2 separate regions of the Mus musculus genome follow, and region 1 is linked to region 2. The links are chromatin loops, found by intact Hi-C in ENCODE. Cell type or tissue: left cerebral cortex. All regions are shown on one strand. Each heading gives the region's core, and the rest is flanking DNA. Links, peaks and the distances in the headings are about the cores only. Region 1 holds the start of Get1 (guided entry of tail-anchored proteins factor 1). Region 2 holds the start of Lca5l (Leber congenital amaurosis 5-like).

Region 1 (10,986 bases), core at 1,003-9,002, 50 kb before region 2:
AAGGACAACATTTAATTGGGGCTACTTTACAGGTTCAGAGGTTCAGAGGTTCAGTCCATTTTTATCAAGGCCAGAGCATGGCAGTATCCAGGCAGGCATGGTGCAGGAGGAGCTGAGAATTCTACATCTTCATCTGAAGGCTGCTAGGAGAACACTGGCTTCCAGGCCACTAGGGTGAGGGTCTTAAAGCCCACACCCACAGTGACAACACCTATTCCAACAGGGCCACACCTTCTAATAGTGCCAGTCCCTGGGCCAAGCATATACAAACCATCACACCCTGTTTCTGCTTTCTCAGCACTAAGATTACGAATGGACACCACCACAGCAGGTGTTTGACATGGCACTGAGGATCATACTTAGATCCTTATGCTTGCGGGACAAGAACTCTCCCAAAAGATGCATCTCCCCAGCCCTTTGCTTGGAATTTCCTAACTGACACATTGATTCGTCTTGTCAAATGTATTTTTTTTTCCATCTGAGGAATCTGAACAGTATGAAAACCTTTTGTTAGCATGTGTCTTAAAGTTTAGCACTTGGGAGGCAGAGGCAGGCAGATCTCTGTGAGGCTGGGAGGCCATCTTGGTTTACATAGTGAGTTCTAGGACAGCCATGGCTACAAAACATGAGACTCTGTATCAAAAACAAAACAAAACAAAACAAAACAAAACAAAACAAAACAAAACAACAAGAGAAAGAAAGAAAAGGAAACCTTTGTTAGACCTTACATGCCCAAGTTCTACATTTGAGTTACTTAACCTCCTTTATGAAAAAAGGAAAAACTACCAAACTAGGTCCATACTGATCGGTTGTGTAACAGATTCCTCAGAGACTGAAACCTTCCATCCTGCAGAGAAGCTCCTTAAGCAGCTGTCACCCTTGCTGGACTGGGCTTTGGTGTCTTTGAGTCCTTTCTGCTCCTCTAAGTAACCCATCACCCACATTTCTGTAAGTAACCCCAATAAAATCCATGGTTCACCAGTGTGGACTTTGGTGGCATCTTGGTTTTTTTAGGTGACAAGATGGACACAGTATTGGAGCAGTAGCTGAGAGTTTTACATTTGGAATGCAAGCAAGAGGAAGACAGAAACAGTGGACATGGCTTGGCTTATGAAACTTCAAAGCCCACCTCCAGCGACGTACTTCCTCCAATAAGGCCACACCTCCTAATCCTTCTGAAACAGTGCCACTCCCTGATTATGCATTCGAACACATGAAAAAGTGGGGCTGGTTCTTCTTCTTCTTCTTCTTCTTCTTCTTCTTCTTCTTCTTCTTCTTCTTCTTCTTCTTCTTCTTCTTCTTCTTCTTCTTCTTCTTCTTCTCCTCCTCCTCCTCCTCCTCCTCCTCCTCTTCCTCCTCCTCCTCCTTCTCCTCTCCTCCTCCTTCTCCTCTCCTCCTCCTCCTCCTCTTCCTCCTCCTTCTCCTTCTTCTTCTAGATTTATTTATTTTATGTATGTGAGTACACTGTAGCTGTTCAGATGGTTGTGAGCCTTCATATGGTTGTTGGGAATTGAATTTTTAGCACCTCTGCTCGCTCCGGTTGGCCCTGCTCGCTCCGGCCCAAAGATTTATTTATTATTATACATAAGTACACTGTAGCTGACTTCAGCCACACCAGAAGAGGGCATCAGATCTCATTACAAGTGGTTGTGAGCCACCATGTGGTTGCTGGGAATTGAGCTCAGGACCTCTGGAAGAGCAGTCAGTGCTCTTAACCGCTGAGCCATCTCTCCAGCCCCCTCTTTTATTTTCTGTCGCTTGCTAATACATACCACGCACATTCCCAGCCACCTCATCCAACTTAGAATGAGGACATGGATGGCTATCTAAGCCCGTGTCTCTTCACAGTCTTCTGTCTGGTGGTAATCATTTGCAATACTCATATTTATTTACTTAAGCAGTAGGAAGAAACTGGGGACTGGGGACTTTGGGTTCATTATCTTATTATTCTGTCTTGCAGTTAGTAAGATATGTCAATCACAGAGGGTCTCTCAAGTCTTTGTGCACCCCAAGGATAATCTGCCTGAGTGCTGGTGTTATGTAGGCATATGCCGCCTGTAGTCTGCCTGGTTGCAGGTTTCTAGCCCAGGAGATTATCTTTGGTTGTCTGCATGGACCCGGTGTAATCATAGGCTTCCAAAAGTGAAAGAGGGAGTTGGGAGGTGGGAAGGATGTTTGACTCCAAGTCCAAGCAGAGGGTTGTGATGCGGACCTTGAAAACAGAAGAGAGCCATGAGGTCAGATTGCTGGCCTCAAATGTTGGTCTTTGCCTGAGGGATTCCAGAAGGAAGATGGTCTATTTTTAACCCAGTGAGATGCACTTCACATTTTGAAACTCTAGGACTATAAGATAACAAATTTACTAAATCCCAATCCACTAAACGTATGGTTATTGATGACTGTTATGTGGAGCCCAGCAGAGATGACCACTCAGACAGTTTCTAGTCAACTGAAAGTCTTTATTCCAGTCAGCTGGGACTACAGTCAGGTATTTGAGACCCGAGGGTAGCACTAAGTGTCCAGAGCACAGGGTTATAGAAAGCAGAAACCACATCCAGGCATCTTTTGCTGTGCAGGAAAGAAGGTTTGTACAGGCAGAGAGTTTAAGAGAAGATAATCTGGGATATCTTGACCTTGGGTCCTTAGAGTAGGGCTGGGTAATTTTCCATGGCATTCTCCATCAAGGAGATGAAATTTTTTCTTTTCGTTTTTTCTTTTCTTTTCTTTTTCTTTCTTTCTTTCTTTCTTTCTTTCTTTCTTTCTTTCTTTCTTTCTTTCTTTCTTTTTTTTGAGACAGGGTTTCTCTGTGTAGCCCTGGCTGTCCTAGAACTCACTCTGTAGACCAGGCTGGCCTCGAACTCAGAAATCCGCCTACTCCTCCTGAGTGCTGGGATTAAAGGCGTGCGCCACCACTAGCCTCAGCAAGACCACAAGATGGAGGAACCTCAGAACTGTCACACCCTGTCACAATAGCAGAATCAAAACACAAATAAGAGCTCATTATGAACTTTATGTGCCAGAATTTGTACCAGATCTTGATTGATATTTTCACACTTTCCTTTTTTTTAGATTTGTTTGTTTATTTATTTATTATATGTAAGTACACTATAGCTGTCTTCAGACACCCCAGAAGAGGGCATCAGATCTCATTATGGATGGCTGTGAGCCACCATGTGGTTGCTGGAATTTGAACTCAGGTCCTTCAGAAGAACAGTCAGTGCTCTTAACTGCTGAGCCATCTCTCACCAGCCCTTCACACTTTCTTTATACATGTTAGAACTCAGTCTTCAGCTGAGAACTGTTTTTGAGAGTGCTCAACAGGAATTAGGAGCTGTCAAACTGAGATGCCCCTGAGAGCCAGGAAGAGCTTCTCCTAGACACCTGTCTTGTTAGGTTTTACTGCTGTGAACAAACACGATGACCAAGGCAACTCTTATAAGGACAACATTTAACTGGGGCTGGTTTACAGGTCCAGAGTTTCAGGACACTATCATCAAGGAGGGAGTATGGAAGCCTCCAGGCAGGCATAATGCAGATGGAGCTGAGAGTTCTACATCTTCATCTGAAGACTGCTAGCAGAATACTGGCTTCCAGGCAGCTAGGATGAGGGTCTTAAAGCCCACACCCACAGTGACACACTTACTCCAACAGGGGCCCATCTTCTAATAGTGGCACTCTCTGGGCTGAGCACATACAAACCATCACACCACCCCAGCTGCATGTATGTTATAGGCTATTCACCAGAAATTTTTTTAGTATCTCGCCTCACCAAGAACAGAGTGGTCCTCCTGTACAGTGGGGACCTTGGTTGATAATTTCCTTTTCATTCTAAAAAGCAGAGATTTGGGATTGAAGAGCAAGCAGGTGTGTGTGTGTGTGTGTGTGTGTGTGTGTGTGTGTGTGTGTGTATGTGTCAAGGTGGGTTTGTGGGGAGGGAGACTTAGACACACTGCCATAATTTCTCACGAGGCTGCTCTTCCTTAATCTATCTAAAACCTCAGCGTGGAGAGAGAGCACCTGGCAGTCTGTCTACAGTCCAGTTGGAAGGGAAGGTTATGGAGTGGCAGTCTCCTAGTCAGCGTGCCCTTTCGTTGAGATAATTCATCCCACCGCTGCTGGTAGAAACACAGGCAGTGTTTCTAGAAGTAACCCGTTCTCTGACTAACGTGGCAGAAAAGACAGCCAACTATCTTCCACTTTATTCCCCATATACAAGTGAGCCGCGGTTCTTTTGTTATGAATACTCATCATTGCCTAAATTTAGATAATTTTATTAAAAGCTCACTGTAAACTTTTTCTTTGTGCGTGCTGAGCATGGCTGGTACCTAAGACTTCCCACATGCTTGGCAAGTCTCTACCAGTCACTATGTGATGTCTTTTGATGAATAAACTTATCTTTTAGGGTGACGATTTTCTACATTGTTCGTGTTTATTAGTGCTTAGTTTTAAAATGTAGTCGAACCATTTTACATGCGACAACGGTTTAGGAAACAGTTTCAGTTACCATCTATGATAAAGTAACTTTCTATTCATGCAGAGGCTTATCCTAAAATAAATTTATTTAAGAATAAAAGTGAGAGGGCTGGTGAGATGGCTCAGTGGGTAAGAGCACCCGACTGCTCTTCCGAAGGTCAGGAGTTCAAATCCCAGCAACCACATGGTGGCTCACAACCATCAGTAATGAGATCTGACTCCCTCTTCTGGAGTGTCTGAGGACAGCTACAGTGTACTTACAATAAATAAATAAATCTTTAAAAAAAATTCATATACATAAAAAAGAATAAAAGTGCGTTAGTTAACTCAGTAAGAACGTAAATAGTTTTCGGTTACTACAAGCAATCACAGTTTGCCAAAACCTGTTTAGCCTCCCGAAGTGGGCTATCACCCGGCTACGGAAGCCGGGAAGGCGAAAGGCGAAAATGGCTGCTAAGTAACATCCCATGCTGCCCCCTAGAGGAGGTGTAGCGTGCGTGCACCGCGGCCCGACGTGTAGCCCTAGCCGTGGCGCGCCGGCGCAGGCGCAGTTGACGACGCCGTCTCCCTGGTGCTGCCATAGCGGAACAGGACTGCAGTGCGCAGGCGCAGTTGACGACGCTGCTCCCAGGCGCTGCCGTAGCGGAGCAGGGCTGCAGTGCGCAGGCGTAGGCGAGCGCGGAGGCGCGGTCACCATGGCGCTGTCGTAGCGGTGCAGGTGCCTGGGATCCAGCATGAGCGCGTCCGAGACGGACCGCTGGGCGTGGCTGCTGGTGTTGAGCTTCGTGTTCGGGTGTAACTTGCTGCGCATCCTCCTGCCGTCCCTGTCCTCGTTTGTAAGTAGCTGCCGGGGGCGGGGAGCGGCCGAGCGCGGGGCCTTGCGCGGTCCATGCTGCAAGCTCTCTTCCTCCAGGTGCCTCCGAGCTTCTCACAGATCGCGAGGTTGCAACCAGCTCTGGAGGGTGGGAGGTCCCAAGCCACGCTTCGCGACAGAGGAGCAGCCCCGGCCCAGCATCCTCACAGGTGCCTGGCTCCGGAGCGGCTGATCCCCGGCTACAGGGAGCCCCCTTCTGTTCTGTCCGTGGGAACAAGGAACACTACAGAGCAATCTAAACAGGCCATACCGTTCTTGCACATTCAGGTTTCTGTTTATGTATGGGGGGTGTTTTTCCTGCGTGTGTATCTGTGCACTGTGTGCTTTCATTGCCAGCAGAGTCCAGAAGAGAGCGCTGGATGCTCTGGAATTGGAGTTACAGACATTAGTTATCTGCCACGTGGGTCCTGGGAACAGAACCCAGGCCCTCTATAGTAGTATCCAGTGCTCTTATCCACTGAGCCATCTCCAGCCCCAACATACTTTCCATATTTTACTCATGCCTGTATAATGAAGTCTGCACACAGTTCTCCAAAGGACTGGATGCAGAAAGGTTTAGAAGGACTTTTCTGTGTACTGGAAGAGGGATTGGGGACTACTAACTGGGGATGGATGTCCCCACACTCAATGACCTGTCTGCAAAGTTCTCTTCATCTGTCCTGCTATCTGTAGCCTTTAAACCATTTAAAAAAAACTATTTGTTATGTGAGAGTTTCGCTTGCATGTATGTAAGTGCATCACACGTATGCAGTGCTTTTGAGTCCAGAAGGGGCATTGATTCCCTGACACTGGAGTCAAGGACTCCATGTGAGCCACTATGTGAGTGTGCTCTTGACCACTGAGCTATCTCTCCACCCTCTTAATCTGTAGCCATTAAAGATTTTATGTGTGTGTGTGTGTGTGTGTGTTCTGAGTGTATGTATATGCACCATGTGAACGAGGTTGCCTGAGGAGGCCAGAAGAGGCAGTCACATTCTCTGGAACTGACTTATAGATGGTGTGAGCAGCCACATGCATGCTGGGAACTGAACCTGGATCCTCTGAAAGAGCCACAAGTGTGCTTAACCCCCAACACATCTCTCTAACCTGTATCTATAGCCTTGGAAAACATGTTCTGTAATAAACCAGTGGGCAAGATTTTTGCTCTGAGTTTCGTGAGCTGGTCTAGCAAATTGGTGAAGCCTGAAGAGGGGTCAAGGGAACTCTGACTTGTAGCTGGGCTGTGTGATTTGTGAGTGAGACCCCCCCTCCCCATCTGTGGGATTTGACACTCTCTGCAGAATGGGGAATACCTAGCATGTGAACCCACACATTTGGGATCACTGCAGTCATCTGTGTTGTGGACGGTTGGTAGGAGAGACTGAACATGATACCTTCATCATCTGTCTTTCTGGAGAGGCATCTAGTCCTTCACCCCTGTAATCTTTTTGTTAGTTTCAGTGGTTAAAGTTGCTTGTGTGTTTGGCTAGCAATCCCTTGTGGTTATGTGTGTTCTCATTCTGCTTTCTTGTGTGTTTTATTTTTCCACCGTGTGTGTGTGTGTGTGTGTGTGTGTGTGTATGTGTGTAAGGCTGAGGTCAGTTGGTGTCAAGGATAGCCCTTGGCCACTCTTCTGCCTTATTCATTGAGGCAGGGTCTCTCAGTAAAACCCAGAGTACACTGACTGGGCTAGCTTGCTGTGGGGACCCTGGCTCCCTCCCTATCTACACTCACCTTTCAGGTGGTTCCTTGTGCTTGTATAGCAGGAGTTTTAGCTCCTGAGCCGGATCCTTACCTTGAGGGTTCCACGTCCTCCTGTCCTGTGTCTTGTTCCCTTTCACCTCACAGTCGAGCTAAGGGAATGGAACTCAGATGTTTAGGGAGGCTGTGTTGGGCCATCCTCCTCACTGAGTCATGAGTTTCCAGTAGCTAGCAGGGCGGGAGGAGATAGAGATCCTGTGATCGACTCAGGGTCCTCCAGTACACGATGACCAGACTTGGGCGTGTTCTGTATTAGTCCCTCCTCACAAAGGATGGGCACTGTAGCTTACTTGTATCAGTTTAGGAGTTCTATAAAATCATGATAAGGAATTAGGAAATTATCAGTTCCTCTATACAGCATTGCTACATGAGCTTCTAACAGTGGCAGGAATGCATACCAGCAGCGGGAAGCGATTCTGGAATGAAGTCTCTGAGAATCCTGCCTCTCAGAGTGCACCCATTGCAGCCATGCAAAAATGGTGGACCATCTTCAGGAAACTCAGCTGCTTGCCATAGGCTTTCCTAGATGGCTTCTGTCAGCTGGAGTGGGTCTGGTGCCTGTGGTTGTCCTGGATGGAATTTTCCCGAGGGTCCTTCCCTTTAGGTCGGTCACGACATGCGTAGTCGAGACCGTGTAATTTATAAAGTAAGGGATCCAATGTTGTCTTAGGAGAAGGGGACACTGGACACACCGTGTGCTCATACATGGGAGGTACGCTGCTCTGGTGCCCCTGAAATGACGAGTACAGGTGGGTGAGGCTCTTGTGAGTTTTGCAGAATTCCCAGGACTGGCATGGCCGTCCTGGACTTGCAGTGTGCTGGTGCCCATGCTAAGTTCCTGACAGACCCTGCTCTGCTGTCAGTCACATGTGCACACATGCTTCAGGGGCCTGGCTGGTGTAGCCAGCTTCTCGAGGTGTGTTCAGCAGTTTTGAAGTTACCCTTTGCTTTGTGCTCCAAGCCTTAGGTACTCGCTTTCCACAGACCAGACTCTGAGCAAAGCCCTTGTTTGGAATGTTATTTATTTATTTATTTTTTGAGATAGAGTTTCCTAGCTATCTTGAAACTCACTCTCTAGACCAGGCTGGCCTGAAACTCAGAGATTGCCTGCCTCATATTTATGAGGTTAAATGATTTTAAAGGCATGCACCACCATGCCTGGTTGGGACAGGATTTTGTATGGCTTCCAAGTGTTAGGATGACATAGCAACCTACAGGGTGTACTCCTGGGGCCTTGACGGAGAGGTGTGTTCTGGGTGTTGGGCAGAATGCTGGGCCAGCAGGGCCCCGTAGGGTACACAGGCGGGGGGGGGGGGGCAGGCATTTCAGGAGGGATTGGTCCTGCCTAGGGAGTTGTGCTAGATGACCCTGGTGCTAGTCAGGGTCTGTGCAGGTTTCTGGGCTTTCTGTGTTCAGGTTTTGGTCTCTTCATACTGGTGACCTGGGTTGGTCATTTTTGAGCTTGCCTGAGGAATCCAGAAGGGAGGAGCCCGGCAGTGCATGCTATGCTGCTAGCTTTCAGATCTGTCGGCCCCTGGGTCATCAGTGACAGTGTGGCCACCGGTTCAGTCCTGGACAAGTTTGTCTATTGGCAGAGGGCATCCTGGCCAAACAGGACTGAAGCCCTGGAGGCAGGAGCACAGTATACTTCCCTGCAGGCAGCTAACGTCTGTCTGCAGGGTGGGAAGAAGGAAGCTGAGCTCCTGTCCTTTGCTCCGCTTGAGTCATCTGGGTTAAAAATTTCACAAACGTAGTGCCTCTGATTGTGAGTAATTCTGTTCCCAGGGCCTTTGTGAGTTTGAATCATCTGTTTTTTCTTCTGAGATGTACCTACTGTGGCCATCATGTTGGGTTGCAGGTGGCTGGCTTTGAACCTCTCCAGCTTCCCAAATGATGGGGTGACCAGAGCATCTCCAGGCTACTTCCCCCTGGCCCTGTGGGGCTGGGGGTGTGGCAGGAATCCATGGAGCCATAGGGTGCCGGCCTGGAACAAGAGTGGGGTCCGGGTGTGTCCAGACCCGAGATGAGTAGGAGTAAGATTGCTCCCACCCTCTGCCCCTCAGAGGAGGTTACGGAGCCCAGCAACCACAATGGGCTTCATCTCCTTATAAGGTTACATCCAGCAATATCTGAAATTCCTCTCTGTGCTTGAGGCAGCCGCAACATCCCGGCCCCAGCCAATGACGTGCATTCTCCCTGAAGACCCCTGCACACTCCCTAAAGGTTTAATAATAGCCTATGTTCTCCCAATTAAACAAGCTGTCTTATTGAAGCCTGTCTCCCGAGAGTCTGTTCTCTCCTCCTGAGGTCTCCTTCCCTGACTGTGCCTCTCACACCCACCCCCACGCTCCACCTCAGGATCTGCTGGTTGTGACCACAGGTCATGTTGCTATGGGGTGGGGAAGCAGAGCCCTAATGACATGTTTCCTGTTTAAGCATCCTTTATAGGGGCCCTGATTTTTTAAATTCAAAGCTTTTGTATTTATGTATGTATTTAATGTGCACTGGTGTTTTGCCTGCATGTATGTCTGTGTGTGTCAGATTCCCTGGAACTGGGAATCTAGTTGTGAGCTGCCATGTGGGTGCTGGGAATTGAACCTAGGTCTTTTGGAAGAGCAGCCATCTTAACCACTGAACCATCTCTCCAGCCTCCCCTCCCCCTGATTTTTCTTTTTTTTTTTTCTTTTTTGCAACCCCACAAAAGAAAAACAAAAACTTGTGGAGATTGTAGCGTGTTGCGCAGTATACCCTTTGTCCACACGTCTTTGCCAGCGAACACTGTAAATGTTCGTTGCAATGAGTCATTACTCTGGTTTGAGGCCTCTGGCTTCTGCTCTCCGTCATTGGGTCCTCACCTGGACTCCTCTGGTGTCCTGTCCTTGCCCTGTGTCATGGAGATGCTGCAGCTTTGGATCTGCAGGATCAGCCACTTCATGTGCTCCCAGAGTTCATGGATTGTGTAGATGTTGGGATGGGTGGGCAAGCTCGAATTCCTGGATCTGGGCCTTGGGGGTAGCTGAGTCGGTCGGCCTGCCAGCTCTCCTGCACCCATACCACCAGGGCAGGGTCTCCAATACTGACCTGGCTAGCCTTCCTGAGTGCTACAGGTGGCAAGGAGCAGGGCCAACTCCAGGCAGCAAGGGATGTGGAGGGGGAGGGAGGTTGGTTCTCTGATTTTGAATGATAGCTCTGTGACTTTTTAAAAATGTTGGCCTTTAAAAATACTTATTTTTTTATGTGGATGGTGTTTGGCCTGCATGTGTGATGTATGTCTGTGTATCATCTGCCTGCATGTATGATGTATATCTGTGTATCACCTGCATTCATGTATGTATGTCTGTGTATCACCTGCCTGCATGTATGATGTATATCTGTGTATCACCTGCATGCATATATGTATGTCTGTGTATCACCTATCTGCATGTATGATGTATGTCTGTGTATCACCTGCCTGCATGTGTGATGTATGTCTGTGTATCACCTGCCTGCATGTGTGGTGTATGTCTGTGCATCACCTGCATGCCTGGTGTCCATGGATTCAGAAGAAGTTGTTGGATCCCCTAGAACTGGAGTTATAGATGGTTGTGAACCACCATGTGGGTGCTGGGATTGCACCCCAATCCTCTAAAAACAAGCACTCTTAGCTGCTGTGAACGTTAGAGACTTTGGTCCATTCCTATTTTTTTTTTCTCCAGGGTGGACCAGATTGGAATAACTCTCCCTTTGAGTGGAGAACAGTGGGCATTAGAGAGGAAGGTTTGCAAACCCTGTTCCTTGTCCACTGTGCAGCCTTCAGGGTGACTCACAGTGCTGGCCCCAGCCCAGGGGCTTTAACTGCGAGTTCCTTATGGGGCCTCGGCTTGTGTGCCTGGACTGTCTGCCGACACTGCCAGGGTCAA
Region 2 (10,986 bases), core at 1,032-9,031:
GGGAGTGGGTGGGCAGGGGAGTGGGGGTGGGTGGATATGGGGGACTTTTGGTATAGCATTGGAAATATAAATGAGCTAAATACCTAATAAAAAATGGAAAAAAAAAAGAAAAGTATCTTACATGAAAACACAAGATTTGGAGAGGCACAGAGCCCAGGCTGGTGAAGGAGACAGTGGACAAAACTGATGGTATTTAAACAAAAACTTCTGTATAACAAACAAGAGTGTAAGTGGCATGCTACAGACAGGGAGATTTATAAAGAGTTCTTAGAGCCCTTTAGTAAGTAAGGCAGAGGGCAGAGCATCTGCTGGAAAAAGCACACAGCCAGTAAAGTTCTTCCCTTGGTTCATGCACACTGCACTGTACAGGTGAGGGGCCAAGAGCCCAGGATTTCAAAGAAAGCAGTCTAATACTTACCAAAGTTTTGATTCAAAAGTTTGATCCCTCTAAATCCTGACAAAGGGAAATTAAGTATTAACACTGATGGCTGGGCATTCCACGCCTGCAATCTCAGCACTCTGAAGGCAGAGGCAGGCAGATCTCTGAATTTGAGGCTAGTCTGCTCTACAGAGTGATTTCTAGGACAGCCAGGGCTACGCAGTGAAACACTGTTTAGAGAGGAAAAGAATTAACATGGATTGAGAGGCAGAAGAAAAATAAAAGTGAGACTTTGGCAAGGTATCTGGATTTACACTCCAGCTTTGTCAATATAATCAGCTATTTGGCCTCAGCTGCCTAAAACAAGAAATTAGATGATTTCTCAACGAGTTCTAAAGCCCAACTCTAAAATTTACAAGCGAGCTAGGCATAGTGAAGAACACCTTTAATCCCAGCACTCTGGAAGTGGATGTGGGTGTGTGGGGGTGGGGGTGTCTCCAGGCTTGGGGCCAGCCTTGTCTACACAGAAAATTTCAGACCAGTCAGAATTATATATTGAGATGCTGTCTCAAAAATGATTAAAAAAAAAAAGCACCAGTGAAACACACATTTTTCTTTTCTGAGTTAGTTGGTCAGACAGACAGGCAGACACACACACAGACATACACAGACAGACAGACAGACAGACAGACACACACACACACACACACACACACGCACACACACGCCTTTAAGAGTTGCAACATGAAAGAGTCAAGCCCAACCTTTGGATGGTTAGTTACTTTTGTGGGTTTTGATCATTTATCAATTTCATACATTACTTAGTTTCCAGTCTCTGGATATTGCAAAGTCTTGCCTTGGGGGCTGGGGCAAGTTGTGCCTGTTTGCTTTCTTTCTGCCTCTACTAAGTGACTGTAAAGCATTAGACTGTAATTCAGAGGAAGTTGACAGGTCATCATCTCTAGCTCCCCTGACTATTTTTTCCAGTGTTTATTTCTTACTAAAGTTTTCATAAAGGCGTGCGCCACCACTGCCCGGCCATAAAATCTTATTAGTAAAAACCGACCATGCTCAAGTAGAGAAAGGATATTATCAGGGAAATGCAAGGCATTTCTGGAATAATCCAGGCACTGACTGCCATTTGGGAGAAATGGTACCGTTGAATCTATTCTGGGTGTATTTTGTAAGGATGTGCTGGTAAAGTCAAACTAGATACAAAAGTGCGGATGAGTGGAAGAAGAATGAAGTTTTCAGCAACTGGATGGATTATGTATGCATCTTAGAGGAGCCTGGCTGCGGGGTTATCAGACACCTTGGACAAGCTGGCATGGAAAACGCCTTAGGCATCTGGTAGACAGGGTCAGGCTGCTGAGTTCACCGTATGGTGTTCGGAGAAGGGCCGGGGCTGATATACACATTATGGGCTCAGCGGCATTTACGTGGGCATTGAGCCTTTGGAACGGGATGACTCCATCTATGTGATTTGTGCAGACAGAAAACAAGTCCGGTGTCACACTCCGCCAAAAAAGGCTGGCCCGAAACGAGTTAACTGTTGTCAAGAAAACAACAAAATCTTAAAGCACTCATAGTGAGGTGGGTTGACAAAGAGCCCCACAGCCGAGCTGTGGGTGGAAAACAAGTGAAGCGTTTCAGAAGGATGCAGACGCCCCGCGGGGCGTGCCAGGGTTGGAAGGAAAAGCACCAGCCGGGTAGCGAATGCTTCGGGGTTCCGAAGCACCGAGGCTTGGGACCCGTTCTCGCTCTCTGCACTTTGGAGGTGGAGGGGGACACTGATCAGCGATCCCACCGGCGGCGCATCCTCCCGGATGGGTGTGCGCTGCTCCCGGGCAGGGAGGCGCCGGGGGGCTACGTTACCAGCTCCGCCGAGGCAAGGCCAGGTCGGAGGATAGAGCGGACGGAGAGAACCCGCGGCGCCGGGCCTCGGAAGGGGCCTGTCCAGCGGCTCCGGGGAGGCGGACGCGGGCTGATGAGACCACCACTGCTGGGGGCGGCGGCGGCGCCAAGGCCGTTACCTGCTCCGCGCTGCTCCCGCAGCTGCCTCCACCCTGGACTTAAGGAAGCGCGGGCGTCGCCATGGAAACCACGCGGGGCCTCCTGGGATGGCTAGTTCGGGTGTGCGCACGCGTAGTACTTGGCACTGTGGAAAAGCCGGCGGAATGGCAGGGTTCGGGGCGGGGCACCAGTTGCGCGCATGCGTACTTGGGCCAAGGGCGCCTGGGAGGTCTAGATCGCAGAGAAGCTGGAACCCAGGCGGCTGAAGGAATTTATAGCTGACCCTGCTTTTTGCCGCAGTGCCAGGAAGGGAGAGGACTGGGGACAGAGTGTCCCTGTTAACTTGGTTTTATACATGGTGGTGCTTCTTGCAAAAACTAAATGCGAGCACAAAAACTGTGTTTGGTGTACAGTATTTCCAAGCCAACAACAGGCTAAGACACTCAGGTGGTAGAATTATAGCTGTTATTTTTGAGTTTGATTGTTAAAACTGGCATTTTTAATTGTAAATTCTTTGTTGCTAAGAAGGGTAAGAAGCTATAATAGCTTTATTAGTGTCATGCAAAACAAACAAACAAACAAACAAACAAACCTCCCAAAACCAGGGCTCTCACAGGAAGAGTTTATCCTGGAACTAAATATGAATGACCGTGGCCTGGAACACAGATTTATCTTACCTCAAATATCATGTTCCAACGTGGTAAACGTTTTGTAAAGTTTTAATAGTCGCAGAACAAATAAGTCACAAATCAAGCTACTTGTAAAGTATGTAAGCTGTGCCGTCAGATACCAAGCGGGTTACAGCAAAACAGGAAAATCTACAGGCCCCAAGTGCTTCAGGTGGGTGGAAGTGAGGGTCTGTCGGTGCTTGCAAAAGAATTTACCTGACGGTCCTGTAAATGTTATATCAATCACGGGCCCATACAGTGGCCAGTCCATTAAGGAGACTAAAGATAGGCCAAGGTAATTTGGCTTCAAACCTGTCACTTTCCATTTAGCCACAATTATGTAATCTACTAAGCTAATCAGATTTTAGGATCTCTAACACCGGTGTGGCTTTCTTCTGTGGGATTTCAGTTTCCTGGGTCCATTTCTCTTATTTTGTAATTTCTCTTCCCCGCTTACCTTTTGTTTTGGCAGCACTAGAGGTGGAACCCAGTACCTTAGGATTTTGATTTTTAATTTCCACCACATGGTCCATGCTGGCTTCTAATTTAAGGGGTTAAGTGATCCGCTTACCCCAGCCTCTCACGTGGCTTGGTCTACCAGGGTGAGCCTGGCCTTTTAGCTCACTTTTAAACTTGGTATAAATCTTTGTAAAACTTGATTTGGAAGAACTTTTGATGTATCAAAACCCTGTGATATATGTTATAAATAGTTCCTTCAGGTTGCTGAATACTTTTCTATATTTTTTACAGTCAGTGTCTCACTCCATACATAGACCAAGCTAGCCTTGAACTCATAGAAATCAGCCTGTCTCTGTCTCCTGAGTGCTGGGATTAAAGGTAAACCCTACCATAAGTTATCTTTTGTTTTTAGAGTATACAGAGACAGATTTCTATTAACTCTCTTAAGTACTATGTTTTTTTGAGACAGGATCTCTTATAGTCCAGTTTGGCCTCACAATTGTTATGTAATATGTGATATGTGCCTTTAGCCCTAGCACTGGAGGCAGAGGCAGGTGGATTTCTGAGTTCGAGGCCAGCTTGGTCTACAGAGTGAGTTCCAGGACAGCCAGGGCTACACAGAGAAACCCTGTCTGGAAAAATGAAGGAAGCATTGTATGATCTTTATGACCTTTAAATTTTTAATTAAAATGTGTTTTTTTATTTTTTGAAGATTTCTTTTTATTTTATGTGTATAGGTGTTTTATTTGCATGTGTGTGTGTGTATGTGTATACCATGTATGCAGTGACTGAGAAGGCCAGAAGAAGGCACTGGAACTGGAGTTAAAGACAGTTCTTAGCCGTCAAGAAGGTCCTGGGATTTGCATCTAGGTCGTCTGCAAGAGCAGCAAGTACTCTCAGCCACCAAGCCATCATCTCTCCAGCACCTATTTATTTTGAGACAGGCTCTTACTATGTAGCTCTAGCTCACCTGACCTCACAGACCGGGCTAGCCTTGGCCTCACAGACCGGGCTAGCTTTGAACTGCTCCTCGATGCACAGTTACTACTTTATTATTATTATTTAATATTTTTATCTTTTGCTGGGCTTTGTGATATGCACCTTTAACCCTAGCACTGGAGGCAGAGGCAGAGGCAGGCAGATCTCTGAGTTCAAGGCCAGCCTGGACTAAAAAAGTTCGAGGATAGCCACGGTTACACAAGGAAATCCTGTCTCAAAACAAACAAACTAGAACACCTAACAACAAAACCAGAATATTTTTATGTAAGCTGATGATTCTGTATTTGTATGTGATGTATCTTGATTATTTTTATCACCCCCCCCTCCAGGAACTTGAATTCTTGATCTCCTTTTCCTACCTCTCAAAATGTTGTAACCACAGGCCTGTGTACCGCTGTGTTAATTACTTTTCTTTTGCTATTGTGATGGCTGAAGAAACTCCATTTTATGCTAGGCATCTGTCCATCTTGGTATTCACTAGCTTTTTGTCTCTTTCCTGGAAGATAAGTTATCAGCAATACTGACTCAGTGACCTTCCAACCCAGAAATGTCCAGCCGTGACGATATACTTGCTATGTTACGAGTAATTGCTTTTTGGCTTCTGTAACCTGCTTATGCGGTTATGTGGATGTTCAAGGACTATTTGAGGTTGCCTTGACTACCTAGTCTTGGCAGAGCAGAACAGCCAGATTTCTGAGTTTGAGGCCAACCTGGTCTACGGAGTGAGTTCCAGGACAGCCAGGGCTACATAGAAAAACCCTGTCTGGAAAAGTGAAGGCAGCACTGTAGACCTCCATTTGTGTCATGTGAAGAGAACCAGGCCAACGTCCCCACTCTGAGTTGGGGCCGTCCAGATCAAAGGATGGTTTGTGCCAAGTACCCAGGGAGCCCAGCCGCCCTGCATGCAGGGAATTGTAACGGACTCAGTCTTGTACAGGTTTTATGTGGGGAACTACAGTTGTAACAATCGTCATATTTAGAGACGGTCTTTTATCCCGACCTGCAGGACCCACGGGACCTAGTTATTTGGGAGATTGAGGGGGACCAAGCCTGAAAGAGAAACAGGCGAGAAAAGGGAGCGAGACCAAGCAAAGGCTTATCAAGGTCTACTTTAATGGAGGCTGGGAGCCTGATTATAAGCACACAGTGAGAGAAAATAGGGAGGGGCTGAGGGGGAATGATCAAAGCACAGAGAGAGGGACGGACATCTGGGGCAGATGCTGGGTGCAGGCTTGAAACATCTTGTGGCTTATCTTTGGATGCTGGTTCCGCCCAAACAGCCCCAGGTGTCTGGCCAAGACCAGGGTCAGTTGGTTCTCATGATCAGCCTTGTGTGAAGGAGGGGGTGGCTCAGCTCCCAACAAAGGGTCAATTGATTCTCAGGGTGGGAGCTGTTCAGGTCTGCTTTCCCACAGTCTGGTCTCCCAAAGCCTTTTACAGCCATCCTCCTTGATATATTCTCTCCTTCCTCTTCACTCACGTTCCCTGAGTCTTGGCAAGATGGCTGATATAAATGTCCTGACTATGTTGGAGCACCCCCATTTGCTCATTTCCCACACTTTTAACAGTGATGTGTCTCTGATTTAGCCAGTACACACTATAAGAAGCTGTTATATGATATTAAAGGATGGGGTGACCACTGGCAACTAATGGGAAGGGAAGAGGTAGGGACAGGAGGGTGGAGAGAAGGAGGGTATGGAATTATTAATCTAAACCAAGGATGTGTGAAGTAGTCTTCTGAAACCCCATTCATTAATAAGCTGATTAAAAATATAATCTTTAAAGGAGTTTGAACAGAAGTTCTCCACATTAATGACCAGTGCTGCACTTTGAAGACCTGGGTTATTAAAACCTTAGTGCCAGGGGCTGGAGAGATGTCTCCGCGGTTAGGAGCACTGACTGTTCTTCCAGAGGTCCTGAGTTCAATTACTAGCAACCACATGGTAGCTTACAACCATCTGTACTGGGGTGTGATGCCTTCTTCTGGTGTGTCTGAAGACAGTGTACTCATATACATAAAATAAATATTTCTCATAAAAGCTCTGCATTACATTTGTGATAAATATATATAAATAAAACCTCAGTGCTAGACACAGGTTACCTGCCTATGACTTATTGGTCAGAGACCCAAGAATCTCCCCAGACAAAACAGGCTACTGCTACTGCTCTTGCTGAGTTCCAGAAGTCATTGGTAAGACTCACATTCTTGCTGAAGATATCTTACACTTCGTACATAGGAATCAATATTGGACTGACCAGAAGACTGGGCACTCTGCTTCTGGCTAGCTTTCATAGTTCTGGAAGGTGTGTGCAGGACGCTGCTGGGGAAAAAGATGCCAGTGGTCCATGATGCTACAGTATGGGTATGCCAGGCAAGATGGGCTCAGTGGCAGTAGTGGCAAGACTGTTTATGAGGTGACCTGGTCCTCCTGATGGGATTTGACACATGCTCCACAGGAACGAGTTCAGTGTGTGCTTAGAGAAGTCATGGGCCCCAGGGGAGAAATTACTGATAATGTCTCTCTAAACGATCATGTTGTCAATCTGCCTTCTAAATTATTTATGTTTGTTTCTATGGATTTATGCTGCCCAAAGTTAAATTTTGACTTGTGAATTAGTTGACTTTGAGATATATTCTAGGGAGTGTCCTTTCTCATCATGACACCTACCTGGGGACAGGGACCAGGCTCAGGATCTCTGAGACACTGGTGAAAAGAGCAGGTACCGGAGTCAAAGAGGTCTCATGCTGCTCCAGAGCACCAGCCTCTCTCCTCTGTGATGAATAACAGGGTAGGAGAGGGTCTGGTACCAGAAGGAAGTAAATGCTCACGGCCTTCGCCCCTAATGCCTGTGATCTGATTTCTCAGTATGTGCGTGCCTGTGTGTGTATTCATGGGTATACATGTATGTCAGGAGCCATAATGGGACAAGCTAATAACTAGCAGGTGATCATCCTGAAGTGGCCTGCCTCGGATTATTATATAATCTGCGACAGGTGGGCTCTCATTAAGCAAGGCTGTGAGGGACTCATTTTAGGAAAGATTCCTGCTATTAATATGCTTTTCCTGTCATTATTAAATATATATAACAACCACTAAGTAGAAGCACACCCCCTTTTGAAGTAGATCTCAGTAGATCCATGAAGATGTACTATCTTTTAGTGATGCTATGTAGACAAATACATGACTTAATGTGATCCTATAAGAATTCCTAAAATTATATCTGTGATTATTAAGCTCTTTTATAATGGAACTGCTATTAAGTCCTCTTCTGATAGTCAAAGCTTCAGTGAGAACTCTGCCAGTCTCCCAAGTGTCACCAGTCAATCCATGGTAACCAGACTTTCTCCTACTCAGAGCACATTCCAAGAGGTTGTAAAACAATTAACCAAAGGTCATTAAAAGACAACTAACGATTTATTATAGGTTCTAGGACAGAAGATAAAATACTGACTGAGTTTATCTATACAAAACTTCACTAATAACTTAGTTATGGTTTTTAACTCTCAGTGAACCTGTGGAGCTGAGACAGGTGATGGATGTTTAGCCAGATAATTACTCCTAATGGATATGCATGTAGACATTTGCCGTTGTAAACTTCTATTTCAATTTATGATTTGATTTTTTTTGTGTGTGAACTTGTGATGAACTTTGTAACATGTGATCATGTGTTCTGAAAGATGTTTAAGAGCTGAGGACAAAGAGAAGAGTCAGAACTGAGGGACTGGGGTGAGAGGAACGGAGGTGAGAAGAACTGAGCTGAGGAGAAGTTTTTAGACAGAACATTTTTTTAGATTAGAAGGAGAATGCAGAGTGGAGTAACTTAGAAATTATAGGTAACATAAAATACTAAGAGAGCAATGTGCAGAATGCAGAGGGAAAGAAGATGTTGCAGAGAGCAGAAGGAGCAAGCAGGCTTCTCCTTACCATGGGATCTGTTCTGACCCCATTGTAAGGACAAGACAGGTTTAGTCTTATTAAAAGAAATAAAGCTTTTTTTTTTCTTACACACATGGGTTTAATTCATTTAGCATTAAAAAGGTAGAAGTTTTTTTCTTTCTCTATGTAATAAAGATTGGAGTACAGTTTTCATCCAGAATGAGTGAGTTCTTTCTGCACCGGTGCTTGGTCGTTTGCTCCATATTCATATTTAAGTATGGATGTGTGTATGTGTGTATGTGTGTGTGTGTGTAGGTATATGTGATTGTGAGAATGTATGTAAGCTGGGCCCAGCTGGGTTTGAATGAAAATGAATAAATGAACATGAATGAAGCTGAATATGAATTTATGTGAGATTATACATATTTGCTTATGTAAAAGTTTTTCCTTCTGAGAGTGTTATTCTCTTCTCCTGGTTCAATAGAAGTTTATTGCTCCAAACATCCCCCTAGTCTGACAAGCAAGAGGCATCTGGACAATAGGGAGAAGGCTCCAGCAATTAATCCTTTACTTAATCACCTGCTGTTTTAGGATGAGGTTCTATGTGCTAGAGACGGAAGTTTCTGGCCTCAGAGGATCAGAGGCAGGTCAGCTACAACTGTAACTCAGACTTAGATAAGTAAACTTTTTATTATACAGCAACCTTTAATTTTTTGTAAGACAAAGCCTTACCCCAGAAACTCATAAGACAAAGTCTTACCCTCCACCTATGCTCTTCCCCCTCTGCTGCCTCAAGAAGAACCAACAAGAAAGAAGAAACAGCCCACAGCCTACGCTATGTGTGTTTATGTGTGTCTGTCTCTGTGTGTGAGTGTGTTTGTGTATTTTTTTCCTTCCGCCATATGTATATATGTGTGTGCATGTGTGTCTGAGTGTATGTGTGTGTATATATGTACATGGGTGTGTCTGTATGTCTTTGTGTATTTGTGTGTATGTCTGTATTTGTGTGTGTGAACATGTGTGTGTATATTCGTGCGTGTGCATATGTGTATTCATGTATATGTATGTATGTATATATATATATGTGTGTGTGTGTGTGTGTGTGTGTGCATGTGGCTGTGTGTATTAGTATGCCTGTGTTTTTACTGTGTGTATACATATGTATGTGTGTGCATGTGTCTGAGTGTATGTGTGTGTATTGTATTTGTGTGCATGTGTGTGTCTTTGTGTATTCATGTGTATATATGTGTGTGCATGTGATTGTGTATGTGTGTATTTGTGTGTGTGCATGTATGTATGTGCATATTTATGTGTATATGTGTGTGCATGTGTCTCTGTATGAGTGTGCATGTTTTTTTATTGTGTGCATATGTGTGCACACATGTGTGTTTATGTGTGTCTGTCTCTGTGTGTGAGTGTGTTTGTGTATTTTTTTCCTTCCGCCATAAAGTTCTAGGGTATATATGTGTGCATGTGTGTCTCTGTGTGTGTGTTGTGTGTATATGTGTGCACACATATGTGTGTCTGTGTGTCTGAGTGTGTATGTGTGATTTGCTTTTTTTCCTTTCACTATGAAGTTCTAGGGATGAAACTCAGGAAGGTGTTCGGGCTTGCAGGCCGTTATCCAGTGAGCCACCTCATGGGTCCTTGACCTTGCTTTGAAACCCATCAGCAGAGTCTGGGCTGCTAACATTTGGGCTTTTTTTTTTTTTTTTTTTTTTTACTAGTTTTGTACTCTGATTTTTTTTAAATGCAGTTCAAATCACCTGTATAAATAAGATGCTTTAGAGCTTGTTATAAACATCCCCATCTCCCAAAGCCTTTAAAATAGGGAGATTATTTCTAGATACAGTCATCGGCAGCCACCAGCTCTGAAGTGTCAGTGAAGTTTTACAGCACCCAACAGCTGGTGGAAGGAGAAAGCAGGAAACAGGCCACTCACAGAGGAATCTCCATCCTGTGACAGTTCGTTGGGTTTTTAAATAACCCTCTAGAAAACTTTAAATCAGGAAGCCGCGCTTCATTTAAGTGGCCAGTGCGGCTGTTTCAGTCTTCACAGTTCTGTGGTCTGTCCAAGGCCTGGTGAATCCAGCCTGGTTCTGGATAAGGTGACTTTTTCTGGGCTTTTCCCTAGGCTCTGGACAACTCGCTTCTTTTCCACACCCCACAGTTTCCAGAGCCCCGCCTCTTCTGCCCTAGGCACCTCTCCATGGGTCTGTGATTGGTGCGCTCCCGAGCTCTCAGCCTGGCCTTTTAGGGACTGTTGTTAGGCCTTTAAAGTGATAAGGGAAAGGGTCCAGTGGCTGCTTTTATCAGCCAATCGTTTTCCTGACATCCCAAACGGAGGGGGAAGCCCGGGATGCCTCCCCGTTGCTCTTTAGCCTCTTGGTTGGAGGGGAGGGCTGGGAGCAGAGGCTTGGATCACCGCCAGCCCTGACCTGGCACCTGCTCCCCCGGGCGTCACTGCGGGATTTGTCCAGCGACTTCCCTAGCAGGGGTGTGTTAGGGGGAGTCCTCTTTCCGACTGTCGAAATGGTTATCAAAGTGTTTGTTGCCACATCTTCTGGGTCCATAGCGGTAGGTGTCTGGG

The links. Peaks named below come from ENCODE experiments on the same cell type or tissue, not always from the same donor. Only the 100,000 strongest peaks of a DNase experiment are listed, where the experiment ranks them.
Region 1: a loop joins it to region 2, with 9 times the contacts of the local background. A loop is called at or near these places in 8 of 42 quality-filtered maps.

Annotation. Positions count from the first base shown.
Region 1 is chr16:96,140,270-96,151,255 of GRCm38, forward strand. It overlaps Get1 (guided entry of tail-anchored proteins factor 1), which reads left to right and starts at 5,131. Exons shown (of 5, transcript NM_207301.3): 1 at 5,131-5,309. The coding sequence starts at 5,208. In left cerebral cortex, for the core only: a CTCF peak has its summit at 4,955 (motif pointing left); DNase peaks (open chromatin) are centred at 5,025 and 5,705; H3K4me3 peaks cover 1,852 bases; H3K27ac peaks cover 500 bases.
Region 2 is chr16:96,189,776-96,200,761 of GRCm38, forward strand. It overlaps Lca5l (Leber congenital amaurosis 5-like), which reads right to left and starts at 2,482. Exons shown (of 11, transcript NM_001001492.2): 1 at 2,413-2,482. Sh3bgr (SH3-binding domain glutamic acid-rich protein) reads left to right here and starts at 10,695. Exons shown (of 8, transcript NM_015825.2): 1 at 10,695-10,973. The coding sequence starts at 10,929. In left cerebral cortex, for the core only: no CTCF peak of the experiment used is centred there; DNase peaks (open chromatin) are centred at 1,896, 2,036 and 2,541; H3K4me3 peaks cover 1,561 bases; H3K27ac peaks cover 1,429 bases.